Regions from separate parts of the Homo sapiens genome. Here region 2 is linked to region 1. Evidence: chromatin loops called from intact Hi-C (ENCODE). Cell type or tissue: gastrocnemius medialis. All regions are shown on one strand. Each heading gives the region's core, and the rest is flanking DNA. Links, peaks and the distances in the headings are about the cores only. Region 1 overlaps PPP1R12B (protein phosphatase 1 regulatory subunit 12B). Region 2 overlaps SYT2 (synaptotagmin 2).

The links. A loop is a pair of places that touch in the nucleus more often than their neighbours do. Peaks named below come from ENCODE experiments on the same cell type or tissue, not always from the same donor. Only the 100,000 strongest peaks of a DNase experiment are listed, where the experiment ranks them.
Region 2: a loop joins it to region 1, with 4 times the contacts of the local background. A loop is called at or near these places in 13 of 110 quality-filtered maps.

The regions. Positions count from the first base shown.
Region 1 is chr1:202,495,275-202,511,432 of GRCh38, reverse strand. PPP1R12B (protein phosphatase 1 regulatory subunit 12B) reads right to left here. Exons shown (of 24, transcript NM_002481.4): 16 at 15,951-16,140; 17 at 15,751-15,863; 18 at 14,611-14,652. Among named protein-coding and RNA genes, the nearest start is that of PPP1R12B, 150 kb to the right of the region's middle. RefSeq lists an enhancer at 2,178-2,472. In gastrocnemius medialis, for the core only: a CTCF peak has its summit at 9,941 (motif pointing left); a DNase peak (open chromatin) is centred at 5,392; H3K27ac peaks cover 2,810 bases.
Region 2 is chr1:202,617,276-202,633,433 of GRCh38, reverse strand. All of the region lies in intron 1 of SYT2 (synaptotagmin 2), which reads left to right. Among named protein-coding and RNA genes, the nearest start is that of SYT2, 85 kb to the left of the region's middle. RefSeq lists a silencer at 7,906-7,985 and an enhancer at 10,096-10,720. In gastrocnemius medialis, for the core only: a CTCF peak has its summit at 7,821 (motif pointing right); DNase peaks (open chromatin) are centred at 6,267, 7,843 and 10,153; H3K4me3 peaks cover 324 bases; H3K27ac peaks cover 2,274 bases.

The DNA of each region.
Region 1 (16,158 bases), core at 5,253-13,252:
AGCATGGCTAAGACGGTGAAACCCCATCTCTACTAAAAATACAAAAAAATTAGCCGGGCATGGTGGCGGGCATCTGTAGTCCCAGCTACTCAGGAGGCTGAGGCAGGAGAATCGCTTGAACCCGGGAGGCGGAGATTGCAGTGAGCTGAGATTGCGCCACTGCACTCCAGCCTGGGCGACAGAAGGAGACTCTGTCTCAAAAAAAAAAAACTACATAGTGGGTACAGTGTACACTGCTTGCATGATGAGTGCACCAAAATCTCTCAGAAATCGCCATCAAAGAATTTATTCATGTAACCAAAAAACCACTTGTTCCCCAAAATTATTGAAATAAACTTTAAAAGACTCTGCTAATATATATAATATATATTATATATTATTATATTATGATATAATTGTTATATTTATATTAATAAATTATATTTTAAATTATTGTATAAATTTGGATATAATTTATATGTATTATAAATTAATACATATAAATTATATTATAAATTAATAAATAGTATAAATATTATTATATTATATATTATATTAGTATAAATATATAATATATAATATATATATACTTGCCTGAATAAAACTTGTATTGGATAACTCCAATATCTATAATACATATCAAAAATAAATAAATAAAATGTGAGTATTATGAGGTCAGGAATTTTGTCTACCTTGTACATTTTTGCATCTCTAATGCATAGTGCCTGACATATAATGGCTCATCAATAAATATATGTTGACTGAATAAACACATGCTGCATGAGAGCAAAAGACATCCCAAATGGGACTCAATTGTCCTAGAGGGTCTTTGAGAATTTGGTACTCTGGGTTAAATGTGTATTTCGGGAGGACAGAAAGGAGTAGAGGTTGGCTCTAAGCTTCTTTAGTGTGCTACAGTTAATCCTACTCTTTAATGATTGGCCTACCTGGGATGTTAGCAATCCCTAAACATTATACCTCTAGGAACACTATCCATCAGACTTGCCTGTTAAGAAACACTTTGGAAGACCTTTACAATATAGATTTCCAGGACTTCCACCCGCTACCACCATGTCACCTCCTTATCCAGAATCTCAAGGGGAGAGGTCTAAAAACCTACATTGTAAACAAATAACCCCAGTGATTGCTACTGACAGGTTTGAAGGAGACTACTATAGAAGCTTTACCCATTAGGTTATTATAGTTGAAAATGGCTCAGCTTGCTGGATATCAGTATCTACACACGCCCTTAGCTCTAAGTCAAGAACTCCAGAAATGATACATAAACTGCCTAAATAATATTTCATTAGTTTTAGTCCAAAGTACTAGAGGTCACCAGTGATCTAAGAGAGGCCTTCTCATACAACATGTCATATATGGAGTTTTTTAAAAGTACATATTCTATAAAGGCACATCTGTGTGAACATTTATTCTCAAGAAAGGATCTGATTTTGTTTATTTGGCACAAAATTAATTATGCCATCCCATGCTCAATTCCCACACCTTATATGAGTCTTTACTGTGACATATTAATGTCAGTTTTCATCACTTTTTTCCTTAAAATTGTTGAAGAATCAGGATTTCAGCTTCTCTTCCCCCACATCCATCCCTCCTAACTATCATTTCAAGCAAGCACAGGGTCATCACTTTGAAGATTTCTGTCATCCCCTCCACAAATCCCCAAAATGTTTTTCCTGCACATATTCAGTAGACTAAGCGTTGACAAGGCAAAAAGACTAGTAAATTCCATAATCTACTCCTAATTAAGGAATTCAAATGACAACAAGCAATTAAAGTGAATGACAGCAACTAACAATCTTCTGACAGGCACTCTTCCAAGAACCTGTGAGCCTTAAAGGCAAATTTACTTACGGTCATAATCTACAAAAGCTAAATTTCAAGTATTAAGTGATTATATATTCCCAACTATAATCTTAGCTAACCTCAAAGACTGGTCCTTGGGAAGTAAGAAGGAATAGGATCAGATGAGAAAAACAGATAGGGACACGCTAGGAGAACCATTTCAGACTTTCTCCTCAAAAGGTAATGAACTAAAACATAACAGAGAGACTATATTTAAAATGACATGGAAGCAACTCCCCCTCTCTCCTTCACTTTCTCATTCAGGAAGTTTTACAGCTTGCTTCCTGCTGCATGACCAAAACTCATTAATGCTGCCCCAAACAACATTTATCCCTCTAAACACATGATGTTCCCCAACAAACTGTTGCTGATAACAAAGAATCGGGAATTGGCACAATGCTGAGTTATCAGAGAAGTGCTTGGATGAGAGAAAATTGACATTTGGAGTTATGTTGACATTAGCAAATACTTTTTCTATCAGTAACCTAGAGCAGAGGCCAGCAAACTGCAGCGTGGCCTGCAGGCCAAATCCAGTCCACCGGCCTGCTTTTGTAAATAAAGTTTTATTGGAACATAGTCACTCCCATTTAGTTACATATTGTCTGTGGCTGCTTTCCCATTACAACAGTGGAGTTCAGTCATTGCAACAGATTACGTGGCCAGTAAAGTGGAAAATATTTACTATCAGGCCCTTTTCATAAAAAGTTTGCGGACCTAGAGCATCACGTGCCAAAGATGAAGTGAGGCTGCTACCACTGTCCCACCACCAACATGTTCTGCCGGAGAATAGGTATAAACATCTGCTTTCCCTATCAGCCTCAGAAAGGCAGAGTGTTGACTCTTCACAACAGCCAGCAAGTAGTAGCTATACCAGACATTTCGAGAAATGAGAAATACAGCATTCAGTCACCATAAACAGCCCCATGTTTCGCCCATTTGGCATATCACTTTTGAAAGTCCTCCAACTCCTAAAATGCCATCTTAAAGTATACAATGTTTTATTTGGTGACATAATACTCAAACATGTTGTTTGCCTTTAAAATGCTTCTGTTTCCTGAAAAAATTTTTCAGAAACATAACAAGAGCTATAAGCTCCAAGACCATAATAAGTACTTGTATTATGTATTATGCTAGGTATTAATTTGCCAATGGATTTTTAAAACTTCCCTGCTTTCCTCTTGGTAGCCAATAATACTGACATAGTTTAAGGTGTAAGAGTTCAGGTTGTAATAAAACATTTTTAAAAATTTAAACTATAAAAAAGTTAAGAGTTTCTTAAAAGTACATATTCTATGAAGGCACATCTGTGTGAACATTTATGTACCTTAAAGGATCATACTAGGTTACAAAACTATGGTTTCTCTACGAAGAGATTCATGTCACTAAATGGCTGCTATCTGATCCTTGAACTTGCTTTACTGAAGACTGAGACAGTATGGAGAAAAGTTAAAATTGGGAGGTGGTGGCCATTCATCTTTACATTTTTACAAGCTTTATACAGGAAGCTTTACAGCTTGGGATAGGTAGTCCTACTATCCTACCTTTGAGATTCTACCAAAATAACACTTCTAAAGGTAACGTCTGTTAGTGCCTTAAGCTCAACATTCCTGCTGGGGCAAATCTATAAACATTCCATTTGCTGAAAAAGGACTTCAAATCCCACATCAAGCTTTCTACCTCAATCATGGGGCTAGAACTCTAACATTAGCTAAGCCTAAGCCATGGTTAAGGCTCTCCAGCCATGCTATCAACAGGAGAAATGAATACTTCTGTAACCGAGGTAACTCTTAGACTCCAACTGAAAGAGAAACAATTATTCCTGGGGCTGTCTATGATCAACGCCATCATAGGACTACTTTGATAAAAGAGTTGAACCCAAGTGCTTTGAAGACAACCTTATAAAATTGTCATCATAGTAATGATGGTGTCCCAGGAATGCTCAAGTTGACAATGATCCTTTTCTAAAGAATGTCATTAGTTGGTTTTGAATACGTTTTTTAAAAAGAAAAACTTTGGAAAAATACCAGCAGGAAATTCACTAGAATGTTAATAATTTCTTCTGAAAAGTATAGTTATGGATGGTTATGGACAATTTTTTCTTAGCTTTCATAGCTGAAACAATCCCTTTTCATAACAAATATTTTTAACACCCCCTTACTATCCTGAAATAAAAATCACTGATATAAAACTAAAATCATTTTAAAAATAACAGAATATGAAGAAGAAATAAAGAGCAAAGCACTTTATAATAAAATATGTATTTTAATGTGTTAATGCTTGGGCCAGTAAAGTAGAAGGCATAAAGAAGCAGTCAGAGATTTGGATGCATCATATAGTTACCATGAAGGCAGAGGTTAAATGCAGATCTACAGAACGTGTAGCATGATGTACGCATTATGTAAGTGGCATTGCTGTCAGGGATAAATAAAACTAAGAGCAGTTTCTCCTCATTTACATGGTGGTTGAATTTTTAGAACTGTCTTCCTCCCCACTGCCCCTCAAAAATGAGCTTAAACATAAAATCAAGTTTGGTTTTAGACTCAGATAACTGATAGGTTTTCATCTATGACTGTCAAGGGAGACAGTCAAAAGTCAAGCAAGCTTCAGGATACTTGTTTGATATGGGGCATTTTAGGATATCTAGCATCTCTCACCCTTTCCACTTAATGCATGCAGAACATCCCCCATCGCTGTATTCCCTGAAAGTAGCCCTATGAATTTTTACAAACTCCTTTAGCAATTCTCCTGCTGCTTTTGAGAGCTACCACTTTATATTTTTCTATACTTCATGAATTTTCTTTAATGAAATTTACTATCTTTTATAAACATTTTTTTTAAAAAGCTCCAGCAGAGTTTTAAGCTCATCTCTGTTCCTATAATAAAAAGACATAAGGTCACAAGTCACTAACACAAACTAATATCTTGAAAGCAATTGGAGGCAGAAGAAGAAATCAAAAAAAGAAAAGGTCAAGAAGTTAACTATACTATCCTTAGTAGCTGGATAAACCTTTCACATCTTTGGATGAGATGCATGAGAGAAGTCCAAACAGATACCTCAAAGATCAATTTATTCTATCTTAAAAAAGATTTATGATTAAAGCAGAATTCACTGATGTAATGGGACACTAGGTCCAAAAATTACAGGGTCTCAAAGGAATACATGTGAGCTTTGATTACTGAGATTTCCTGGGCAACAGCACGACCTAAAATTAATAGAGTCCATAAAAGGAAGATGCCAAAAGAAACTTTGTTCTTAAGATGGTTTATACAGCTTGGGCTACAGCAAGACACAACCCATATATAGAAAATCACAGCATCTGCAGTATTTTAAGAAACTATAGTTGCAAAGCAAGAGCAAATGTACAGTGAGAGGAAAGATCCTTCGAGGCCAATGTGGAGTCAACCACTAGAGAAGATTCCTCAGTGCATGCTGGATAACAGGCAGCTTCCCACATACAGAGTTGGTTGGCTGCCATTTCTCAGTCTCTATCTTTTTCCCTGGGACTGCGCATCGTCATCAATTGCAGAAATCCAGGACAGCTTGCTTTTCTACACGTGGAATGCCTGCCAATTCCCAGAGGCTGGCTACCACAGGACTGTTTATAACAGCCATTGCTTATCAAGTTTACCCTTACTTTTATATCCTTATGAACATTATCATGTTATCAAATTTCTCAGACTTTTCAAAACCCTTTCATTCTGGGGACGAGCTATCTTTCCCTTTTAAAAAAAAAAATCTGCCTAAACAGGTTAAGAGGAGAAAAATCTATATTTTATTATCTCTTTAAGTCTGTTAAAAGCAACAGAGGCTTGCTTAAAAAATAGATTTTGGTTGTTATGTAATATACTGCAAAAAAAAATATTACTTTACTACATAAATAACTATTAGATAGCTCACCTACCATGTCTTTAAACTTAGACAAACTGTTGTTCTAACTCCACAGCGCAATCTTGTCTGGGAAATACCTTACCATATTAGGCAATCGAGCCCCAGAGAGAGAGGAAAACAAAACAGACTTAGGATTTTACCTAAAAGGAGAATGGCAAAAATACTGACTGGTGGTGGAGAGTGGACAGAAAGTTGCTGGATACCCTCCAGCAGATAAAGTGGTTTCACAAGATTAAAAAATTCTGCTCGAGAGAAAGGATCCAGCAAATAGCCAGAAGCAACGCTGTGAAAAATTGGAGAAAAAGGGCTGCTATTTACTCAAAGGAAGAAGGTGGGAAAAAATAGTAAAGATCTCTGAAACTAGGACTGTTGGAAGCACTGGCAAAGAAGCATAAATGGGATGGGTTATTTAGGCATAAAAATGAAAGCCTGCTTGCTTGACAGAGAAGCTGCAGGGACTTGACTTGATCAGATGCTTAACAGGTTCCAAACACAATTTGAAACATTTAGTTCTTGTTCCTTTCCTTTCTACTCATTTCTTTCCCCCTACTTCAGCAATCTCCTTTAAACCTTATTCCTCAAAATTCTTCAGTTATGTGTCAGAACACATGTTGGAGTTATAGAAGATTTGGGGCTACTTCTGTGACTCTCCAAATAATCCATTCTTTAAGGATAAATTAATAACTTCAAAATCATGTGATCCTAAGGCCAATAAAAGTATTCCGAAAGCCTTACTCTCATCCAGATGTAGGAACTTGTAGATTTGGAAAATAATTTAAATGGATTGTAATCATCTCTATTTAAATGTATTAGCTCATTTTCATTTCACAACTCTAAGAGGTAGACTATTATTATCCCTACTTTACAGATGAGGAAACTGAGGCATACAAAGGTTAAATAACCTATCCAAAGTAGTTAAATGGTTAAGCTGGGGTTAAATGCAGGGAGTCTAGCTCCTGGGTGTGTCCTCTTAACTATTATGCTATATTATTTGTCATAACAGTATGTAATATGATATAAGAGATATAACAGATATAAAGATACAAATTTGGAAGGTAGTGCAACAGCTGTGCACTAGGACTACAACTATGTGACACTAGCAAGGTACTTAATCTCCTGGGCCTCAGCTGTTAACTTTAAAATGACAGTGTTAACTAGGTGACCTTTAAAGTATTTTTTAGCTTTAAATTTAGTCTGTAACTGTCATTCTAGCCACCCCAGAGAAATCAAATTTTAATATACAGTAACAACTTTTAGGTGTTGTTTTATTTCTAATAAAAGTTTTTCCAAGAGTCTTCTTTTTTTGGGGGGGACAGGGTCTCGCTCTGTTGCCCAGACTGATGTGCAGTGGTGCGATCTTGGCTCACTGCCACCTCCGCCTCCCGGGTTCAAGCGATTCTCATGCCTCAGCCTCCCGAGTAGCTGGGATTACAGGTGGGCGTCATCACACCCAGCTAATTTTTGTATTTTTAGTAGAGATGGGGTTTCACTGTTGACCAGGCTGGTCTCGAACTCCTGACCTCAAGTGGTCCATCTGCCTCGGCCTCCTAAAGTGCTGGGATTACACGCGTGAGCCACTACGGCCGGCCTCAAGAGTCTTCTTAACTGAAATTGAAGTGACATTTATTCAAAGATGTAATAGAGCTGAAGAAAATTTGGCAAAGGAGACCAAGAGGTAAGTTAACAGATCATTTGCAGACATGGTAATTAATAGAATCCCTCTGATGTAGTAAGAAGAGTCTTATGACATCCCTGGACTTCAAAGGCCTCTAGACAAGGTTGCAGAAAGGAAGCAATTTCTAGCTCAAAAGACACCAGAAGATGCCCTGGAATGTCCAGGTCTCCTATACCATTGCATGGTCCATTTATAAACAGACTGAGCAGATTTCATGGGAAATAGCCCTTGAAAAAAAAAAAAAGGTAAAATAAGAACAATGATAAAACTGCCTATTGTTCCATGTGTTTTGTTTGATTTCGTTTTGGAAAAAGGGGGAAACTGCATCCATATTCTCAGGGTCAGGTACCAGGATTGCTCAGTTTCCTTTGCTGATTCTTCCCCTTCTCCTCAATTTGAATTTCGGAGTGCTCCAGGGCTCTTTCGGCCTCTTCTCTGTCTACATTCATTCTCTTCGTGGTCACATTCAATCTCATGGTTTTAAAATCCAATCTTTAGGTTTACTGATATCCAAGATGTAGTTCCAGCTTGGCCCTTAAACCTGAATTGCAGATTCCTACATCTAACTGTCCTCTTGACATTTCCATGTAGAAATATGTCAATCAGACCTATTAGATTTAACAATTCTAAAACCAAAACCAAATGTCTACTTTTCCCCCACCAAATGTATTCTGTATTCTTCCTGTAGTATTCTCCATCTCAATTAATAAAATTCCATGCTTTTAGTTGCCTTAGCTAAAAAGTCTTAGTGTCAACCTTGACCTTCTGTTTTCTCACCTGATATCCAAGAAAACAGCAAATCTCATTGGTTCTAACTTCAAAATATATCCTGAATATGACAACTTCTCAGCATCTTTACTGCCTGCTATTATCCTGGTACAAACCACCGTCAGTTTTCTCCTGGATTACTGTATTATAATGGCCTCCTAACTGATGTCCCTGCTTCCACCAATGTCCTCCCAGAGTACATTCTCTAAAATAGCAGGCAGTAATCCTTTAAAATATAAATATAATCATGTCACTCTTGTGCTCAAAACTACAAAAGCCAAAGTTCTTATAATAACTTATCAGTCGATGCCATTTGGCCTGCTTGCACATTCCACTGTAGCCACATTGATTTTTTTTAACCTGTCCTCAAGCATGCCAGACACCTATCTTAGGGTCTTTGCAATTGCTATTCCCTCTGTCCATAACACTCTACCCCTACATATCCACATAGTTTCCCACCTTGCTTCCTTTAAGACTAGGCTTAAATCATATTTTCTCAGTAAGGCCTATCCTGACCACCCTACTTATAATGTCAACCTCCTTCCATGTTGGCACTTCTGATTCCTCCTTAGCCTACTCTATATGGTTTTTCCATAGCACGTATCACCTTTTAACATAGTATTTACTTTATATATTTATTTTGTCTGTCTCCCCCACTAGAATGTAAATTCCGTAAGAGCAGGGCTGTTTGTTCATTGTTGCATCCCCAGAATCTAGAAAAGTGCTTGATCATAATCGGCGCTTAAAAGCACTTGTTGAATTAAGATGCTTACAAAAGTGAAGGCAGGACAAAATGGAAAATGCATTTAGTGGCTTCTGGTATATTTCTATTTATTTCTATGGCATTTATTTTCTGTTAAAGTTCAAAACTCAGCTCTGCTAGCAAATTCCAATTGTGTTCTTTCATGTAGTTTGAAAACCTTGCATTTAATAGCTTAACTCTTTTAGAAGACTTTTACCAACAGATCTCTCCACGAGCATACCCCCAGTTATCTAAGGCAGGTACCTTGATATCTATAATTTAGTAACTCTTTAACACTATCTCCTTTACCAATCAGTTTTGAGGGATGACTAGTAATCCAGACCTACTGATTGCATTCTGGATGGGGACAGCTACATTGCTAACTTTGAGGGTAAGGTTTCAGTGATTTTGTTCAGATTGAGTGCCACCTGATTTATCTAAAAGCAATAGAGATTCTAGGGGAAAAGAAAAGTATGAAAAGTCTTACTTCCTGACATACATAACTACCCACCTATGTCAAGGACAGCAGAAGAATGCTGATGCTCTACCCACTGAATCTTGATACTCTGAGTAGGCTTTTAAGTTGTCCTTCAAGAAGACGTTCCTTCACTCAAGGAGGTGAGATGCTACTAGCAAGTCAATTCGAACATGTAACCTGCTGAGTAAAAAAACCAAATGGATGAATAAGGAATAGAAAAGGATGTAAGTCCTAATTTCAGGTTTGCTTCACTACAGTCAAACAAAGAGGTTCCCTGAAAAAAGGTACAGGTTGCTCACCTAGCAGAGATGTCATGCCCAAATAATTCTTAATTTCTCTGAGCCTCAGTCTTCTTAACCATAAAATTGGTTCCTAATCCAAGATATCTCTAGATTCTCTTCCAATCCTATGATACCAAAAGTTGGGAGGCAAGTACCTTTACTACATTGAACCCGGTCCTTCAACAATTCCTTAAAAACAAAGGCAATTTGTCTTCTGCTCAGCTTTAGGGCACCATTCTGCCTGCTCACCAATATCTTTTCTGTTGACCACTTGTGCCCTCTAGTGATAAATTCAATTATACAACAGGATTGGCTTGGAAAACAGCTCCAGAGCAAACAGGGAAAACAGTAAGAAAGCAATAGATAAAACTCAATGTAAAGAAAATGGAATCCAGGCCAAAGATGCAGGTAAAAAAAGATAGAAATATCCAAATGGTCATTATCTTCTGTGGCGTACCTATGCTTGTTCCCTCCAGGGCAAACATTCTATGTGATTACTACTATAGTAAAGAAAACAGCAAACACACTGCTGAATATAAAAGCATTTTCAGATATAATTAGAATAACCCTATTCCTCAAATTAAGATGCAGATTATTTTTCATTCAGAAAGACAAAGGATCTATTAAGATTCTCAGAGACTGTCATATACCTAACGTGGATAAACAAAACAGAATTGTTTTTAAACACATCTGTCAAGGAGGTGCTAAGATGTCAATTTTACATATTCATTGTTAGTTTCACTGGTTCATGGATTTACCAGTGGAGATGGGTTCAGACTAAAACTATGCACTATGTTGGGCTTAAGTAGGGTCCCCAGCCTTCTAAGCATGTTCCTTGCTGTCCCCAGCATAGCAATGCATGACTAGTCTATCACATACTCTCTTTTTAAAAATTTTAAATTGATGCATTATAATAGTACGTATTTATGTGGTATGAAGTGATATTTCAATACATATATGCAATATGTAATGATCAAATCAAGGTAATCAGCATATCTAGCATCAAAAATAATTTATGTTAGGAACATTCAAAATCCTCTTTTCTAGCTATTTGAAAATATACAATAAATTATCATTAACTATATTCACCCTTTAGTGCTATAGAACACTAGAACTTATTCCCCCTACCTGTAATTTTATATCTGTTAACCAACCTCTGACTATCTCCCTTTTCCAGACTCCAGTAACCACAGTCCTACTCTCTACTTCTATGAGCTCAACTTTTTAAGATCCTACATATGAGAGAGAACATGAGGTATTTATTTTTCTGTGACTGACTTATTTCACCTAACATAATGGCTTCCAGGATCATTCATGTTGCTGTGAATGACATAATTTCATTTTTCTTTATGGCTAAATAGTATTCCACTATGTACATATACCACATTTAATTTATCTGTTCATCTGTTAATGGACATTTAAGTTGATTCCATATCCTAGCTATTGTGAATAGTGCTGCAATAAACATAGGGGTGCAGATATCTCTTTGAAAGACAGAGAGACAGTGAGAGTGAGAGAGAGAGAGAGAGAGAGAGAGAGCAAGAGAGAGAGACAGCGAGAGCACCAAATCCTAACCACTAGACCACCAGGGAGCGTCATCTCTTTGATACACTGTTTTTCTTTCCTCTGGATAAATACCAAGTGGTGGGACTGCTGAATCATATGGTAGTTCAATTTTTAGTTTTTGAGGAACCTCCATACTGTTTTCCATAATGGCTACACTAATTTATATTCCCACCAATAGCGTATTAAGAGTTTCTTTTTCTCTATATCCTCACCAGGTTTTGTTATTTTTTGTCTTTTTGATAACAGCCATTCTAACAGGTCAGATGATCTATTTCATTGTGGTTTTGATTTGCATTTCTCTGACCAAATATTCTATTGATAGCAAACATTATGGCCATTCCTGGCCATAAATCTTACCTGTATATAAATGTTGGTTACATTTTTCTTGGTATATAAAAAAGGAAATGAACTTCAATGACCTCAATAGAGATTTAGTTTAAACAACAGAAAGGTCTTAAACCACGTTGTTGTCACTGCTATACAAGTGAAGTATTAAACAATCTTCTTTTGAAATCTTTAAGAAGGGGGGAAAAACCATAGATATTTTGAATCATTTAGGTCTAACTCTGACTGGAGGCATAAGATAAAGATAATAACCGTTGAAGCTTCCTTTCTACCATTAAAATTAAATATTATTGGCTGGGCATTGTGGCTCATGCCTATAATCTCAACATTTTGGGAGGCCAAGGCAGGAGGACTGTTTGAGCCCAGGAGTTCGAGACCAGCCTGGGCAACGTGGTGAAACCCCATCTCTAGAAAAACTCCAAAAATTAGCTGGGTGTGGTGGCTTGTGCCTGTACTCCCAGCTACTTGGGACACTGAGGTAGTAGGATCACTTGAGCCTGGGAGGTTGAGGCCGCAGTGAGCCATGACTACATCACTGCACTCCAACCTGGGCGAAAGAGCAAGACCCTGTCTCAAAAAAAAAATTAAATATTACTGCTGGTTGATTTCTATCTTTTCCATTCAATTCTCTGTCCTGAGAGGCAACCACTCTTCTGATTTCTATCACCATAGATTAGTATCACTTATTCTTGAGCGTTAATGATGAAACGTTTTAAGGTGATGGAAAAGTTCTATATCTTGATTTGGGTAGTGGTTATACTGGTACATACAAGTGTCAAAACCCAGCAAACAGTATATTTAAAATCTGTGCATTAATTGTAAATTATATTTCAGTTAAAAAAAAGCCAAGATATTAGAGTCTTGGGAAGAGATAACTTTAAAAATAATAGATATTATAATTCTCAAGGAGTGGACTAGGTAAGAGAAGGAAGCCAGCATGACCTCAATAGCAGATATAGTTTTATTGAACTAAAAACCAAGAAAGGAAAGAGCTGCCCTGGGCTTCTCAACTGTATCCATGCTGATTAGCTAACAGCACCATTTCAATGGAATGCCCTCCGCTTTAACTGGCTCATTTGTTGTTGCAGAGCTGAGTCAACTGTACTGCCTGAAGGATGAAAATGGAGCTGGGGTAGAGAGGTGGTCATAAGATACTACTGATTGTCTTGAAATAGAAATGTAGGAATTTACACTAGGCCATGACCAGGCATGTGGCTCTGTAGGCCCATATAGATAATGGCATCATGCCTGCTAGCATTAGGAGAGAGTGCTCAAGGGAGAAAAACAGTTAAGAATTTAACTGAAAGAAATGAAACAAGCAAATATAAGACTTTTACAAAAAGGATGCCTCACCCTATGCTGATTCATTATCGGCCTTTCTTCCTGCACTATTAGCGAGGCTGGAGATTGGCACTTGGAATATATTTCTTATAGCAACCTTAGCTTATCTGCATAAATTCAAATGTACCAGTCCACAGATAATGGGCTGTTTATTCTTTTTGATTCACATTGTTGTTTTCCTGACACATGGTAAACACTAGTAGATGCCTTATGCAATTGGATGTGTGGAGTATTTTTTAGTCTGACAAATGCCTTTCACATCAAACTGCAACAGTCTCTGCTTTTCTTCATACTTTCAAGTCAACAGTCCTAAAGTAAAATTCCCTAGGAAGTACTGCATCAAGATCATCTTAATTTTCCTTACTTGGTACCCTCTAGGCTAGGATTTTCCAGTGCCAAGAAGTTTAGAAAAGTAGAGAATAGAATTTTCACTGGCAAAAGACATTCTTATGACAACAAAGCCTTCCCTTTTGCAATTCCCTGGATTTAAATGGCCTATGTAATTCTGTATGGATAATGTTCCATTTCAGTACTCTATAATCTATAACTCAGATCCTCTGAGTTATATTTCCTGAGTTATATATGCTTTGAGTTATAATTCCCCAAAGGAACTTTCCTATATTCACTCTTCCTATCTCCAAAAGCCTTTCCAAGCCCCTTGAAGAAACTAAGAGTTGCTATAATTCATACACATACACACAGGCACACACTCGTGCCCCAAGGAACCTCTATATACTATTTCCACACCACATAGCTTGCCTTTATGAAGTAGCCCCAGCTTCAACCAAGGGCAGGCAATTCTCACCTATGTCACCGTTAGTCATTAAAGGCACTACTTTCTAGAAGGCTACTATTGTCTGTTTTGGATCTAGACAAAAATATAGGCAGATCAATGACAATATATTATTTATATCTTCTCTGCTAAAGATGAGTTAGATGTTAATTTTCAGTACAGGTTATTAAATATACTCTGAAAACATACTTCCAATAAGTTGTAGGATACAAAAGGTCATCTTTTTACATAATTTCAATAGAAAAGCACATGTATTTCAATTAATTTAGTCAGAACCAAATTCCTTCCTTCTTGGAAAACAGTACTAAAAAGAAAACCACCACCAATCATGTCTGAGTGGCTTACAGGAGCCTGGAGTATCTTCAGAAAAGCTGAACTTAGGCCTTTCACTGCAGGGAAGAGTTGGATGTCAGGCCTTAAAAGGGCAGAGTTATGTAAGATGCCAGATGTTTAATCTTATCTCAAAGTCAAATATAAATGACTTGGGGACTGTCTGATGTTTTACATTCTCCACATTTATGTCCCTCTCTATTAGTGCGGATCCAAAAAGGAACTGGTATCACTCTTCACTTTTCATTCAAAGATTTCAAAGTACTTCATATAATCCAATAACATACAAGAGAGAAAATGATGGATCCTATAACAGTGTGAAAGACTGGCAGTAGGCACAGAAAAATGTAGGAAACTGCTTCAAGAGCACAGGCACTGTTACACCACATGAGAAAATAGTACCACAAACTAACACCTGCCCCATCTCTTAGAGGAATGTCTATCTCCAAACTCCTTCTCAACTAAAATCTGCATTAAGTCTTGCCCTTTCTTCTACTAAAATTACATACAAGAGCAAGACTGTGCTCTCAAGAGACATGCTTCACTGGCTTGTCACTTACCCACGTTTCTTTGACCTCTTCAGAGCCATCAGTTTCATCCTCCTAAAAAAGAAAAGGGAAGAAAATCAAGAGGCTCATTGTCACAGACATCCTTGAAAGCAACAAGGTCAGATCCCATCAATTATGCATCTTGGCATTTCAAACATGGGCAATGAGAATTGACTTCCAAGTGATGCTCTGTTACTGCTACTTTTCACAGCCATCACAGGCAGGCAACTTAGAAATGTCACCTGTAGTCTAAAAAGTCAAATCAACCACAGTTGGAAAAGGGATATCTTTAAGACAGACAGACAAGACAGACAGACTTAATTTCATCTTTGTCAATACTTATCAGTCAATTTAGCCCTAAAACAATGAAATATTTTTATCTAAAAAATAATTTATAATGAATGACTACTACTGTCTCATTTCTTGTCTCACTGAATAAAGTGTGTCCAATTTTCAAAGGAGTCATTGGTAGGCAGGGTCGTCTTGTCCAAGTTATTGGCCACTTGTTCTTTAAAATGCCAATAACAAGGTTGAATGAGAAGGCTACAGAACAAGATATGGAAGAGGATGAATGGAACTACTGATTGTGTATTTGTAGTTAGTAAACATTGGCATATCTGTCTTTATTTTAAAGCCAAAGTTCATCTATTTTATGTTATTTGTTCCACTTTTTCTCTAAAACAGTAAAACTAAGTGAACTTGTATTACTTAGAGGTTTTAAGTTCCTTGAACTTCCTGTAGTACTCCTACAATATTTAGTTAGAATCTCTGCTCATATGTGGCATTAAGATATTGTTGACTCACTACATGACATTCAGGGAATATTAGGAAGGACTACTAAAACTCGACAAGCTTATTCACTTGTTATATTTGTTTATATGGCTGTTGTATATTTCCAGTTTTTTAATTCTTTGCCAATTATTTACTGAGTGCCTACCATGTGCTTAGCACTGTACTAGATACTGGGAATCTAGCAGGAACATACCAAATGAGTCCCACACTAGTTAGGTCTTTCTTCTCTTTTCCTCAGTAATACTTCCTGAGAAACTGCAAGATTCATGGCACCATGCGGGACTCTTTCTTTTAAACTCAACTGAAAGAATGGTGACCAAGAGTAATATGATATGCCTCAGCACAGACCAATCCACTTACATCCTTTGTCCAGAAATTGATGCCTGTGCCTCTTCGTCGTTCCTTGGGCCGCCTCCTCTCTCGGATGGACAGCCTCTTAGAGGACTGCTCATCCAAATCTGCTTCTTCATTCTCTGGCCAGAGATAAAATAAAGTATGAACTTTAAGAATCTGGGGATGTGCACTGTGGAGGGGCCTGTGTCTTTTGAAGTTCTACATACCATTTTTGTCCATTTCCTTTGCAGTTGTAGTGTTTGTGGTAGTCTCTGAACTCTCAGAATCAGGGACTGAAAATCTATTTGTCCATAGCAGGTGGGAACTGGTGTAGAGTGAGGGTCTTGACGTAGAAGGAGATGCTGGCGTGGTGGGTTTGTCTGGCTGAGCTGGGCACCTCAGGCGATGACAGATAGGCTGGAAATAATCCACAAT
Region 2 (16,158 bases), core at 3,038-11,037, 120 kb before region 1:
GCTGGAGACCTTCTATTCTCTCAGCCAGAAAAAAGCCACCTCACCTACACATCCCCTCAGTCTTCCCTGGCTCTCCTTCTCTTGAGTCCTGCTCCTCTGGAGTCACTGCAGCCCTCATTCCAATGAACTACCCAGCCGTCTTTGGAGGCTTGGCCTAGCTCCTGGTTTGGGATCACTTATGGGAAAGAGCTGGGCACCCAGTGGGTGCCCAGCATATTTTGGTGACTTAAATAGGGATCAGTATTTGAGCTAGTGGCTTCCCCTAGGTCATGATTCCCCAGTTCACTTTTCCCCATCCTTTGTCAGCAAGAGCATTCACTGCATTCTGCAAATCTAACCTGGCAGCACCAAGCGAGGCGCGTCTGCATCTTCCAACTGCACAGCCACATCCTGTAAACTTTTCCTTGGCCCTCCCTTTAGTCCATATTCCTTACTTCCTGGATGCCACCGGTCAGAGTGCCTCCTGCATCCCAGGTCCTGTGCCAAACACATAACATACAGGATGGTGCATTTACCCCTCTGTGGTGGGAATTTGTAGCGTCTCTAGTTTATAGAAGAGGAAGCACATCCAGAACAGGGAAATAACTTCTCCAAGGCCACCAAGCTGGTAGGTAACAGTGGAAGGATTTGAGCAAAGGCTGTCTGGTCCCAAATCCTGCATCATTTGACTGAAAGGAAAGATGGCATAAAGGGCTTTTAAGGGGGTGCCCAGAGCCAGGGAAATCAGGAGGAGCCTCTCTGGGCAGGTGGGCTCTGGATTCCTCCGGGGCAGGTCTGTGTCTCTGTGTCTTCTCTTTTCCCCTGCTTGGAGAAGAGTCGAGCCTGTTGGGTAATGCCTGGGAACACCCTCCTCTGGGCTTAGTCTTCTCATCGACAGAACAGGGTCTGACATTTCCAGCAGGCCTGTGCGCCAAGCTTACCTAGAGATCCGGCGATGGCTACGCAGCCTTTCTTCCACTGGTTATAGAGTCAGTTTCTCCCAGGTTTGCTGTTCTTGCCTGTAGTGTGATGAGCCGGAGTCTCATCCCCAGCTCCCCATCCCCCAATATCTGCGTGTCTCACTATTTTTAAGCTCCGTGGGCTTAATGAGCTGCCTGCCATGACACGTCTTCAACATTTACCTTTTTCTCTAATGAGCCTCAGAGAGCTAGGTTGGGCTTATTTTTCCCTTGACAGTCCCCCACCCCAGTCAGGAGGCCAGAACTGGGCTATTTCCCTTCTGGGCCCAGACTTGGCTTCCTGAGACCCCCACAGCAATGTGCCCCACAAATTATCTAGTGGTGGCAACACTGCAGATTCCAGGCCCTGGGGAGCTGGCTCCTTCTCTGGTGCCACCTTCTGTCTTGTTTCTCCCCTCTTACCCCACCTCAGCCCCTTCCTGCAGAGTGGCAGTGTCATAAAGGAAGCTCTTGTGGTCCTCACATAATTGGCAGCTACTTCTCCTTGAGGACAAACTGCCTGGCGAACCAGCAGGGCCTGGCGAATGAGGCCAATCAGCAGCAAGGGCTGGGATGGAGATGTCAGAGATTTAGAGGCTCTCAGGGTTGGAAGGGAGACCTCAAATTTCATCTAGGTCAGCGCTGTGTCCCCTTACCTGAGTCCTGTCTATAACACCCCTCCCAATAGTGGGCTAACCTCAGCTTGAATGCTCCCAATGATGGAGCCCTCATTACCTCCTGGGACCATGAACTCATCAATGGGTGGTGCTGACTGTGCAAAAACCCTCCTTCATTTTGAGCCTAAATCTATTCTCCCACATGAAGAGAGGAGACCCCCGCAGTGGGTTCATCCATCTTCTGGCTCCAGCCCTCGGTGCTGTGAAGGAGCCGCAAGTCACTCTTCATGAGGAACCATGCCTGGTGTCTTGGGTGGGGGCAGAGGCACCGCTGATCCACAAAGATGTGGTGTGATTTTTTTCCTCTCAGGGGACTTTGCTTGGGGGAGGGGCCGCTGGGAAGAGCCAAGAAGCTGCTAGAAAAAAACTTAAGTCGTTCCTGTTTCTCAAGTGCAAAGTGAACCTGCAGCAGAACATTAGAAACCCTGATGCAGGCTAGCTGTGTTTACGGGGACCATTACATGCCGGTTCTCTGTTGCCAGCTCCAGGGAGTCAGGGTCTGATAGGAGCCACCCCAGGTATTCCATTTATAGTCACAGCTCCAAGCAGGGGTCATCTGTAGGGTGAACTGGAACTCCCTGCGGTTCCAGAGAGCCACAGATGCTCACCCATGCTGGCTTTGGTAGGCAGGCAGCTCATTAAGCCTCTCCGAGGCTCAGGATTTTGCCAGCTTGGAAGAGCACTGGATTGGGAGGCAGGCTCCTTACTCTGCCACTTTGGACAAGTCCCTTCCTCTCTCTGGCTGTCAGTTTCCTCGGCTGTGATATGTGCTATGTGTGGACCTTCAGAAATGGTGCAGGGCTGGGCCCTGCAGCTGCCGAATGCCGTGTGTGTGGGTGGAGGTGCTTCATCCTGGGCTGTGTTCTGCAGGACACAGTGTTTGTCACCAGTGGTCATATGAAGGGGACAGTCCTCTGCCCACTTCCATTCCACCTCTCCTCTGGCCCAGAGCAGGGAGGCCAGAGCCCTGTGTACTGCTAGGCAGGGCAACGGCCCATTCTCAAATGTTTCCTGGGGCCCGGGGTGTGGAAAGATGCTTCCGCTCCTGTGAGGGAAAACCTTGAGGCCTCTGGTGTCCTGGACCAGGGAGGCTCTCCTGCCCTAGGTCAGGCTCTGAGGAGAGGGTCCCAGATGATGGCGTCTCTGGAGCCAGGGGTGTGTTCGGCTGTGTCATCACCTTCCCAAGTCAGCTGTCATCACTGCACTTTCCAGGGTGGTGGCTGTGAGGGGTCCCATCATGGTCTGTGGTTTGTCAGACACCCACCCAGGTGGACGTCTCTTGCCTGGAAAGTGGCCAGCCTCTTCCAAGCCCACCCCATCTCCTCCTAAACCTTGGCTCCCTGCTGCTCTTCCAGGAAGCCTTTCCTCAGTGGCTCCCTGGTTCTAGGTGCCTTTGCCCTGTGGTTCTCAGCAGAAGCGCCTGTGCATCATGGGAAAGCCGGTTGGCGATGGGATGCACGGCGCTCTATTGGGGTCTGTGTTCCCTCTCCCCATGTGTCCTCCAGCACCTGGTCAAGCCAGAGTGTGTGGGAGCCAGGGGTCAGCCCCCAGCTCTTTCTGCTCTGCACATTCGTTTTTCTTTTTGATGTAGTTATAACTTAGATTCAGCAAAGTGCACAACTTATGGATATATGCACCAGTGTAATCACCAAAGAAATTCCCCAGAAGGATCCCTGTCCCCTCCCAGCCCCTGCCTGCCCCTCCAGTGTAACTGCTCTATTGCCATGGAGTCATTTTCTGTTCTTCGGAGCTTTCCTCCCATTCCTGGTCATTTCTCAATCTCCCTGGCTTTCTTCTTTCTCTACAAATCCTCCAAATGCTGATATTTCTAGAAGCCCATCTCTGGATTTCTTCTTATGCCCACACTCTCCCCAGTGGATTATCCTTTTGTGCTAGTGACTTCCAGAGTCACTTCTGAGCAACACACCTGCCGTACCACCCCCCCCCCCCCACCAGCTGCCTGCTGGGTATGGCCGCTTGGCTGGTCCGCTGGCATGGCTAGGTCTTACCTAATGTCAAACTCCTGGGCTCCAGTGATTCTCCCACCTCAGCCTCCTGAGTAGCTGGGACGACAGGCATGCACTACCATGCCTGGCTAATTTTAAAATTTTTTGTAGAGATGGGGTTTCACTGTGCTGCCCAGGCTGGCCTCAACCTCCCAAAGTGCCGGGATTACAGGTGTGAGCCACCACACTAGGGATAGGTTTTGGCTGGGACACCCTTGGGGAGTCTGGGCAACCTCACCTCTTCACATCCCAGTGTTGTCATCTATAGGATGGGAGTGGCAGCTAGAGGAAGAACAGCTAGACTCTGCTGACTTCTGAGAGGAGGATGTGGTCAGATACCCACAAATGAGAACTTGATACCCACAAATGAGAACTTGAAAGCTTGAGCAACCAAAATAGAGACTTAGCAGCCACTGTTGGAGAAGCCATGGCTGCTGAGAGGCCTGAGTATTGGGGAAGGTGGGCTGGAGGAGGGGGAAAGCCTTGGCAGTATCTGGACACAGGGGCAGGAAAGAAGCCAGGGATAGTGCAATGGCTCAAGAGAGGCCTTGGCCCAGAGGTGGGCATCAAGAAGGCCATCTGGGCTGGAGCTAAAGGCATGGGTAGAAGGAGGACCATTTATTAAGAGAGGCCTGAATTATCTCAGAAAATAATAATTTAAAAAAAGGGTATTGGCTTAACCTGGTCCTTAATAGGGAGTTAGCAGAGAGGCTGCCCCACCTCTCCACTGGAGCCATCCCTGTGTGCTTCTGACAGGCCCGTGCCCAGCCTGGCTCAGGAACCGGCCATGGCCATAATACCATGCTTTACATACAGTGCTCCTAAGCCTCGCAGCCCTGCGCAGCAGCTTCCATTATCATTCCCATTTTGCAGACGGAGTGCTGAGGCCCAGAGAGGTTAAGCAACCTGTTCAAGTTCCCATGGCTAAAAGAGCCGAGACTCCAGTCCAGGTCAGTCTGCCCAGAGCCCAGGTGCTCATTCACCCCACTTGGCAGCACCTGGTGTTTCACTTGGCTCCTCTTCCTCAGCGGAGCTGTCTTCTAGGTTTGGATCCACATAGAATTCCAAGTTGAGGCTTTCCAATTTGGAATTCTCCCCCTCACTGCTCCCCTCCTCCAGCCCATGGGTGTTTTGAGGCCATGGTTCATCCCTCCTGGCCCCTATCTCCCATGTCTGTCCCGGCCCCCGGTCAGGCAGGAGAGAGCTGGCTTCTTTGGAGCACCTAATTGTGCCCCCGGGACTTGCATGCTCCACTTTAGTTTCTGGAGACCATGAGCTGTCATAGGTGTTGGTGATAATGGGCATCTCTGTCTGAAGAGTGATGGGCACGTCTCTGTCCCTGGGGCCTGGCCAGCACCTGGAAGGATGGAGGCGCTCTTGGAAACGGGAGGACCAGACTGCACCTTCTTTGGCTGGCTCCCTGCCTGGGATGCTGGCTCCCAGCTCCCACTGAGAGCAGGCTGGGCTCCCCAGACATCTCATGACCTCTCCCAGGTCCTGGTGTGGCCCAAAGCGAGCTGCTCTGCTACCTGGGAGTACAGCTCTTTCCATCCTCTGGGGAAGGGTGCTTGAGCGAGTGACCTGTTTCGCTCCCCCTGAGGCCCAGTTTCCTCAATTACAAAATGGGAATCACAGTCCCCACCTCACAAGGCCCGGATGAAATGAAATATGCCGCTGGCACGGAGTGGGCACAGTGGAGGTCTCCCTCCCTGCCCCCGGCACCCACCTCTGAGCCCGGTGCCTTTGTGATCTTCCCGTTAGACCCACCTTCCCAGTGTGCTTGAGGAGCTCCCTGGGGCTCTTTGTTGGGAAGGAAAGAGCCCTGGGCTGGGTGCTGGGAAGTCAGGGTTCAAGTGCACTGGGAGGCCCTGGGCAAGCTGATCTCAGAGCCTTAGTTGTCTCCTCTGTCAAGGGGCAGAACCACATCTGCTGCACCTCCCAAAGGCCTGAGCTCTGTCGTCTCCCTGTGAGCTGCTTCAGGATGGGGTTGGGTTTTATTCATCTTGTATTCCCAGCACTTAGCATGGAGCCTGACATAGGATTTGGAGGAAACGAAAGTGAAGATCAGATGAAAGAGTGGATTTTTAAGCAATTAAACATGCTAGGGGTTATTTTCAAGTTTGGGTAAGGCAGACAACTCCTGGTCAAACCCTCATTAACCAGGGAAGTGGTCTTCATGCCCTTCCTTTGCGCATTACTCTCCAGAGAACCTGAGCTGCACTGGATCTCCTTTCCCCATGGGGAGCCATGGGCCTGCCTACCTATAGTGGAGCACTGCAAGGCAGTGCGCCTGCCCGTCCACACCCCACCCATGACCACTCAGGCCCTGGGTGTCACGGTCTGACCTAGACAGGGTGCCTCTTTTGGCTTTGGGGTTTCTCTTCTCTCCTTTAGCAGGGAGCTTGATGGGACGGAGGTTGCCAGAGTTGGGGGGCAGTTCCTGGTGAGATCCCCCACCTCCTCCATTTCCTGCTATCAGGCTCAGCAATCAGGCTGCTCCTCTGGGAGCTGGCAGGAAATGCAGTCGTAAACAAGGCACGTTCCCACCTCACAGCCCTAGTGGTCCCCTGGGAGCTGAGCTGCTTATACAAGTACCTTTGACACCAGGAAGAAGTGACGCAGTCTCTGCAAGAGGAACACACAGAGCCAGGGAAGAGAATTCTGGGCCTTAGGCTCCCCAGCCGCACAACCTCTGCAGCAACCCTTGCCCTCCTGGACAGAGCCTGGACTGGCTCAGAGTCCCTGACTTGGCGAGCACTGCACCCCTCGTTGTGGGTAACACAAGGTCTGTCCTTGAGTTCGTGGTCAGCATGGACTCAGCCTAGCCCCGCTGAGAGGAGAACTGAGGAAAGGAAATGAGTATTTAGGGTCCACTTTGTGCCAGCACATGTGGCCTCTTCAATCCTCATAACATCCCTGTGAGACAGGCACCTGATCCTCGGTTTGTAGCTAAGAAATGATCCCAGGGAAATGAACTCATCTCCCAGGGCTGCAGAGCTGCTAAGTGTCAGGTTGGAAAGCAGCCCTGGCTGTTCTAAAGCCCACGTTCTCTCATGACCCCACCACCCTTTCTGCCGCTTGCCTTCAGAGGTAGAACTCTCCAAGCATCTCGGAAGGCTGGGTTCTAAAAGCTGAGAGGCTATCTAGGCTGCATGCGGTGGCTCAGGCCTGTAATCTCAGGACTTTGGGAGGCTGAGGCAGGTGAATTGCTTGAGCCCAGGAGTTTGAGACCATCCTGGGCAACATAGTGAGACCCCTTCTCTACAAAAAAGAGCCGGGCATGGTGGTACGCCTGTAGTCCCAGCTACTCGTGGGGGTCGAGGCTGCAGTGAGCTGTGATTGTGCCACTGCTCTCCAGCCTGGGTGACAGAGTGAGACCCTGTCTCAAAAAAAAAAAAAAAAAAAAAAAAAAAAGCTGAGAGGCTGTCTTGGGAGATGCAAAGCCACTTTCCAAAGGATGGAAAGAAGTGAAGAGAAACCAGGTCTCTTGATGCCTCTTTCAGGTCCCAGCCCTCTTGCCACCTTTGGAGACAGAGGGTCTGGCAAGAGATGCCACTGCAGAGGGAGGGTGGGGGCTGGTGACCCTGTGGTCTCTTCCAACCCCGAGGCTGTAAGGTGACCCGCATCGTAGTCCACCCCCTCCCATTACCCACGTACAGGGCCTGTAGCTATCACCCCAGCTTCCTGGACAAGTGGTGTGGCCCGAGACCCCCAGCGTTCCCTTCCCTGGAGCTTCTCACATTTCTACATATGGCAGTGTAATGCACCTGCACACAATGTTTGCATATGTGTTCACAGTGCTGGTTCATGCATGTTTATACATTCATACATGGTGTTCATACACATGGCGTTCACGTGCACACACATACACATACACAGCCTTTCTGGCATTCTCTGCTATGTTCTTGCACTGGCTGCTGTCACCCATTTCAGCTGGGCCTGAGAGATGGAGACAGGACCCCCTCCCCGGTGCTGCCGGCTAGCAGATGCCACAGTGCTGATGTTCTGCTCCATTACTGAGTTAATGGAGCCTCCTTCTGCCTCCGGCCTCCCACCGGTTGCCCACCTCCTCCTTTCCAGGGTGTGAGCGTTGACTGGGGGCCTGGGAGGGAGCCTGGCGGGGGTGCGGCTGTGTGCGGAGGGCGTGGGCCTGGCTTGGGTGGAGATGGGGCTGGAGGCAGGCGGCAGCCTCCTGGACGGACAGCAGGGGGCACCGCTAGGTCTCCTCAACGGGCCGCAGGGAAGAAGTGGGCTGGGGAGGAGGCCGCGGTCTCTCCAGCTACTCTCCTGCAGCTTGAACGGGGGCACCTGCCACCCAGCCCGGGCTCCTGCCCCTGCCCCCTTCCCCCTCCCCGCACACTGGCAACACCCCCTCCCCTTACACTCCCAGTCCACGCCACACACACACCCTACTACACACCACACACACTACACACACACACCACACACCACAAACATCACACACACACCCTACTACATGCCACACACACCACACACACACCACACAGACACAGCACACACCACAAACATCACACACACACCCTACTACATGCCACACACACCACACACACACCACACAGACACAGCACACACCACAAACATCACACACACACCCTACTACATGCCACACACACGACACACACACCACACAGACACACCACACACCCTATTACACGCCACACACACGACACACATACCACACACACCACACACATACCACACACAAACCACACACACACCCTACTACACACCACACACCCTACTAGACACCACACACACCACACACACAACCTACTACATGCCACACCACAAAGACACACACCACACTACACACACCACACATGCCACACACAGACACCACACACACTACACAAACACACCACACAGACACACACCACACACCCTACTACACGCCACATACCACACAGGCACACATCACACACACACCACACACCCTACTACACACCACACACACCCTACTACAGACCAGACACCACACACACACACCATGCTACATGCCATACACACCACACACACACCACACACCACACACACACCACACACCCTACTACATGCCACACACACCCTACTACATACCACACACACACCCTACTACACGCAACACACACTACTAAACACCACACACACACTACTACACACCAGACACTGTGCTACATGCCATACACACACTCTATGACACCACACACACCACACAGATACCACACACATCACACACCACACACACTACTAAACACCACACACACCACACACATCCACACTCTACTACACACCACACAGACACACACCATACACACCTTACTATACACCACACACACCTCACTACACACAACAGACCACAACACATACACGTATTACACACACATCCCACACAAACTCACTATACCCCCATACCACACATACGTACACACCACACATATGCCACTACCCACTACCCACATACCCCCTGACACCCCACTAGAGCCTCCACCCCTAACCCACACCACCCCCTACATCACACACACACCATATATACACACCCCACTGTCCCCCACACCCTAGCGCCCACATCACACACACTACACATACAGCACACACATCCTACACATACATACCACCACATATACCCCTACCCACCACATACATGCACACGCCACATATGCACACTCACATCACACACACACCACCACACTCACGCACTCCTATTAAAAGGCTTTTGCTTTCGTGCCAAACCTCTAAACCCATCCCTTAGAGGGGCGGTGATCGGCAGAGCTAGTGTGTTCAAACCTTGTAACATTTAGTCAGAAAGAAAATGCATCAATTTGTAACAGTTTGTAGCTGAAATTGAAGATGTGCATCTGGCATGAAAGATATCGGGACTGTGCTGGAAGGTGCTGTGTGCCTCACATGAGGCAGAGCTGCTCACACTGTGGCTGGAGGATCCATTGATTGTGTGGGTTAATCACTGCTAAGCCACAGAGAGCTCCCCTTTCCCCTGGTGAGCGCTCCCCCAGCTGGCAGTTGCCCACGCACTCTGCAGAAAGCAGTGCCTCTCTTGGGAGCACGACCAGGGCAGACCCCCACAGTCCTACCCGTCCTCCCTCACACTCAGAGCATGCGCACAACAGACCTCCTGGGGCCCACGGGTGCACCCCCCCTACACACTTTCCGTATCCTACACCAGGCAGCCCAGGGCCCGCTGGTCCCCAAGCCTCCATCTGTCCCCACTCAATCACTCATTCCGGGTCGCCCACCCTTCCCGGCCTGCTCCCAAGCATCTTGACACCCAACCAATGGAAGACCCTCTCCTCCGCCCCAGGACAGCTGCCTGTGGGTTTGGGAGATGTTGTGGGGTGCTGGGGAGTGGGGAACCCTGGAGGCCCAAGATTCTGAGTCTCTGGAGAAGGAGGTGGGAAGGCAGCCTGTCTGGGGGCCAGAGGCAGCCCCCTGGGCTGGGAGCAGCTGGGGGCCCCAGCAGGCAGCTCAGGGCTGGCCAGGCGGCTGGACTGTGACTCAGCAGCTTCTCCGTCTTGGCTAGAGTGCGCCGTGCTGCAGTATTAACTCCCTCTCCAGGGAGCCTGGACTCCAGCTCCTCTCCCATGGGGATGGCGGGCTTCTCTGTCCTGTTTCAAGTTGTGATCCTGGCTGGGGTGGCAGAGCGGAGGGTGTGCTGAGGGGCTTGCCTGGCGGGGGCATCCCTCTGCCCCCTCACCACTGCTACTATCCCTGCACCCTACAAGAGTTAGCCAAGGATCAAATGGAGCCAGGGCTTGGTGGGGTGGCCTGAGGGGCGACAAAGGCCTGGAATCCAGGAGTTGACAACTCAGGCAGGGCTGCCACCATTTAGCGGTGTTGTTTGTGTGATGGAGGTAAGCCACCTCCCTTTGGGGCCTCAGTTTCTTTGTTTTCGAAAAGAGGCTGTGGACTGCGTTGTCTGTAAGAGTCCCTCAGCCCTCACAGGCTGGGTTTTATTAATATTTGCCTGTGATTTAAGGGTATCCATGCCTGGGGTCTAGGTTCAGAGAGAAATAAATAATCCGAGGCAGGTGTGAGGTGCTGCAGGTTTACAGAGCCTCACTCAGGAAACTTCACCTTTGATCATGGAAGCTGTCCTTAAGGCAGGCAGGGCAGGGATGCTTAACCCCCACACACAGCTGCACAAGCGCAGGGAGGCTAACAGGCCAGCCCAAGATTGGTGCAGGAAGGGCTCAATCCTCAGCCATTGGATTCTGAGGCGCCCATCAGGTGGCCTGGAATTGCTGATCTCAGCGAGATCAAGAGAAGGAAAATGAGTGTTGCTGCAGCAGGAGAGATTGAAGTTAGACACTAGAAGGACGTTCCAACTCTCAGGAACCTGGGAGTTGTTAGCTTCCCCAGGGCCAGTCAAGAACAGACTCTGCTTCTACGTGTGCGGAATGACAACCTCGCTCCAAAGTGGAGGTGTGCATGCACTGACCAAGAAGGCTCATCAGGCCTCGGTACACAAGGAACTCAAAGAAATGGGTAACTTATTTTCAGAATGAGCTAGAAAATTAATTCATTAAAACTTTATCCTCAGCCTCCTAGGACCAAATGTTGGACTGAAGCATTGGTGCAAAACATAAAGACATATATTTCTCCTTAAGTATTGATCTTTCTAGCCTGTGAGCTTCGGTGACAGGTGTCTTGCTGGTTAACCTATTTCCATCTCATTACTTTGGCTTCTGCAAATACAATGCCGGGAAAGATTAAATACTGTAAGCTGTATCCAGTCAGCTCTCCATTATCTGCATTAATCAAGGCTAGTACTGAGTGGGATAATCCACAGAAGTGCCTAGTCCCCAGATCATATTTAATTGGTTTGGGGTGGCAGTTGATGGTGAGTGTATGTACATGTGTGCACACACACACATATATGCTTTTGGTGAGGGTGAGGATTGAACTTACTCATCTTTGATGTGGCATCAGGATCCCATTTTGGAGGCAGTCTCATTTGGGGGCACACCAAGGGAATCCCAGAAGCCTGCTAGAGGAGACAGCAGGGCTTCCAGTCTCCTGACTTTTTGTAGGGAAGAAGAGAGGCAAGGTGAGAGCCTAGGGGTCCTCTGAGGGTGAGGGGGGCAGGTCCTGGTGGCATTCTTCCTGCAGCATGCCTCCCACCTGGAGCAGGTCAGGCGATTTCTGGGTGAGCTACACAAACCCACTCATTTGTTCTCTCTTTTGGCTGGGCGCAGTGGCTCATGCCTATAATCCCAGCACTTTGGGAGGTCAAGGCAGCAAGATCGCCAGGAGTTCAAGGAGTTCATGAGGCCAGGAGTTCAAGACCAGCCTGAGCAACATAGTGGTACCCTGTCTCTATGAAAAACTTTAAAACTAGCCAGGCATGGTGGCGCATGTGTGTGGTCCTAGCTCCTTGGGAGGCTGAGGTGGGAGGATTGCTTGGGCCCAGGAGTTTGAAGGCTGCAGTGAGCTATGATCACGGCCCTGTATTCCAGCCTGAGCAACAGAGTGAGACGCTGTCTGTAAAAAATAAAATAAATTTAAAAACACACAAACCCCCCTCATTTGTTTTCTCCTTTGCAAGGCTGAGGATCCAGCTCCAGGGTTCTGAAGTACCAGAGGGTGGAAGAGACAGGCAGATTTTCGTGGGGTTCAAAAATTTAAAGATACAGAAAGATACCCAGTGAAATATTTTCCAGCTCCTCCTTTCCCAACTCCGCTCCCCAGAAGCAACTACAACTAATGTCATCAATTCCTTATGCACCTTTCCAGAGCCGTGCTGTGAATATAGAAGCATACAAGCATACATATACTTCTCCCCTACCCTTTTACACAGGTATCATGCTCACTCCCCTGCACACCGATTCTTCCACTATCTCCCTTGGAGATCATTCCCTGTTCACCCACACAGAGCAAAGCTCCAGGGCATCTGGGCCTTCTGTGATTCTCCCATGTAGGCTGACCATGGGCTGAGTGAAGACCCTCAAAGCAGAACATCCCAGAACTACTGAGAGTGTGAGTGTGAGTGTGCGAGGTCGTCTCACCCCACCTTCCTCCTCCAGCCTAGCTCCCCTTCCCTCCTACTCAACTTGATTGTCAATCAAGTCTCCCTTTAGTTTAGGTACAAGAACTGTGGCTGAGCTCTGAGCATATCTGGGCATTTGGAGTTAAGGAAAGAGAGAGCCTCTAGACATGTTGTTTCTGCTTGTTATAAGAGGGCTTATAACAGGGGGAGAGATGGTGGCCCCTTCCCCCTGCACTCCCCATCCCGGCGTATCCCTAGGCTCTCTGTTGAGAGCATTCTTTTTGATACTCACCTGAAGTCCTGCTTTCTGCCCTGACAGCTCTCTACATGATAGAAAAAAAAAAAGGATAAGATAAAGGATAAGCCAACCAGGTTGTCACCTGCTCCCCAACTCCTAACTCACCCCAGGCCAAGTGTGGCTGTTCTCCCTAGCAAAGGGGGCCAGAGGCAGTTAACTAGTACTCCAAGACCCCAGCATGTTTTAGGGTCTGTGCAGGGACATGCATGCCAAGCATGGTTCCTCCTGGACCCATTGCTCCCAGCCCTGGGGCCACTTGCAGAGGCCTGAGTGCTTGGGACTGACACTGTCACAGGGGCCAAGTGGCCATCCTGGGCAGACAGAAGGACAGCGGCCAGTGGACCAGGGAGAGAAGGGAATTCCTGCGTGGATTCTGTTTAGTGACCTTGTTTCTGGTCTACCCCTGCTTCTCCAGCATCATTTCCCACTATTGGAGACTCCCCCTTCCTGAGCTTTCCCTGAGGACTGGGCCCCCTACCTTGCTCCTGAGCAGGAGACCTGGCCTCAGTCAAATTTAGACCCGGATCTTTACTCTGATCAACTGTGTGACCTTGGGCAGGTCACTTACTACCTGTCTGAGCAGAATTTGCCTTGCCTTTGAAATGATGCTGGTAATTGTGCCCTCTTCCCAGGTGGGTTAGATGAGAACATCTGTGCGCTCATCAAACAGAGCTATGGTGATTGAACCTGTTGTTGCCACCAATGTCCTCCTGCCTGCCCTGCTCTGATGCCCTCCAGGTCTGCAGTGCCTTTGAGGCTTATTTTACTTCCAGCAACCGGGCTTGGACTTTGACCTCTCTGGCAAGTCTTTCTGAATTACTTAGAACCTCATTTTTTCAAAGTGTGGTGCCCAGATCACCTGCATCAGAGGAAATGGGGATGTTGTTACAATGCAGATCCCTGGGCACATTCCAGTCCACTGAGTTTTCTGAGTTAGGCTCTGGGAGACAGGGTGCAATGGCAGAGGGTCTGCATTTTAACAAATTCCCCAGGGGGTCTTGATGCAGGCCAAGCCTGAGAGACCCTTCCTCAGTCCCTTCCCTTGTGTGTCTTCTCCCTTGTTGGGGCCTCCCAGACCCCTACCTCTTCAGACCTTGACCTGTGGCCCAGCAGGCTGGGAGCAGGCATCTCTCCCCACCCCCAGCCTCCCTCTCCGGGCAGCTGCAGCCTTCACCTAATGGCGCCATTTCATGCTTTCCTGCTCGGGTGATTCTGACCAGACAGAGGAGTTCACTCTGTCCTGGGAGCCCTGGCACCCTGATCCATTTATCATCCTCAAGTCTTCCAGCTGGCTGCTCTCCCCGGGACTGCAGCTCCCAGCCATGCGGGAGGCGAGGCAGCTGTGAGTTCCCGATAATTTGGCTCTCCCTCACACCGTTCTCGCCGCCATTCCTCCCCAGCCATAGGAGCCCTGCCTCCTAGAGTGGGGGAAATAGTCCTGGAGGCGGAGGAGGCTGCTGGGCTGTGGAAGGAAGCACTGGACTAGGGGTCCAGGGATTTAGATTCTTCCTCCACCAAATGCCTGTGCGACCTTGGACAACTGGCTTCACTTCTCCAGGCCTCCAGGAGTCTTGGGTGGCATGCAGGGTATGAAAGGGCTCCTGCTGTTTTCCTTCTTTTTACATTTTTTTTCTCTGACTCTAGAAGGGACAGCAGAGCCAGGTGACAGGGGGTCACATCAGAAGGAGAGTCAGCTGAGGGAATCTTGGTCTCTCAGCTACTGGCGTGTCTCCCAGGGAAAATGGAAATGCAACCGAAGGGCAGCCTTGGAAAAATAAGCAGTGGTTCTCTACATGCTGAGCAGATGTGGGCTGTGGGAAGGACATGCGGTCTCTACCCATGCAACATCTCATTTAATCCCAGCCTCAACTCGAGGGTTTAGGAATAAAAGCTGCATTCAAATAGTTAAGAAGTCTGACACTCAGAGAGGTGAAAGAAACCACCCGAGGTGAAATGACTCATAAGGGGGTGCGTCTGACTCTCTATGGTCCCAGGCCTGCTGCAAGAGGAGAGGAAGGGTGGGCAGTTCCCAAAGCTGTGTGCAATGCCCCCACTTCCCATGCCAGCTTTGGGGTCTCGCTGTACACACACACACACACACACACACACACACTCACACCAGACCTTGGTTCCTTCCCAATCTATGCTTGGGTGGGTGTCCCTGGATATAGCCTGATGACAACTGAGTCTTAACATGGTTTGTGGAAAGAGCCCTGGGCCCAGAGCCAGCCTGTACTGCACGGGGGGACCCTGGGAAGGCCACTTCCCCACAGAATTCAGTGTCTTCTGTGAAATGACATAATGTGACCCAATCTCAAAGTCTGTCCTGCTTGATCATTTACAGACCCACATATTTATTGAATGTGGGCAGATTACTTGAGGTCAGGAGTTCGAGACCAGCCTGGCCAACATGGTGAAACCCCGTCTCTACAAAACTACAACAAATTAGCCAGGCGTGTGGTGGGCACCTGTAATCCCAGCTACTTGGGAGACTGAGGCAGGAGAATTGCTTGAACCTGGGAGGCAGAGGTTGCAGTGAGCCAAGATCGTGCCACTGCACTCCAGCCTGGCAGACAGCGAGACTCCATCTCAACAACAACAACAACAAAAAATGCGTAAACAAGTGAGCGTCCCAACAAAATTTTATTTACAAAAATTAGGTGGGGGACTGGATTTAGCCCCTGGACTGCCGTTGGCCAATGCCTGCACTAGAGCAACAGCAGTGAGTAAGACCAATGAGGTGGCTGCTTATACAGTCACAAGCTGCATGAGTACCATGGGGATGAGAATGGAGAGCTGGGAAAGCAGGTGGTTGAGGCCTTGATGCGGGGGTAGGGGAGGAGGGAGCCATGGGTGTGGGGAGGAAGGCGTTCTTGGAAGTACTGTTTGAGCTGAGAAAGATGTGTAGACTGTATTAGTCTGATCTTGCACTGCTATAAAGAAAAACCTAAGACTGGGCAATTTATAAAGAAAAGAGGTTTAATTGGCTCGAAGTTCCACAGGCTGTACAGAAAGCATGATGCTGGCATCTGCTCGGCTTCTGGAGAGGCCTCAGGAAACTTACAATCATGGGGGGAGGTGAAGAGGGAGCCAGCACTTCACATGGCCAGAGCAGGAGGAAGAGGCGAGGGAGTGGGGGTTGGGGGGTGCTACACACTTTTAAATGACCAGTCTCATGAGAACTCACTATCACTAGATCTGACCCTGTGATCCAATCACCTCTCACCAGGCCCCACCT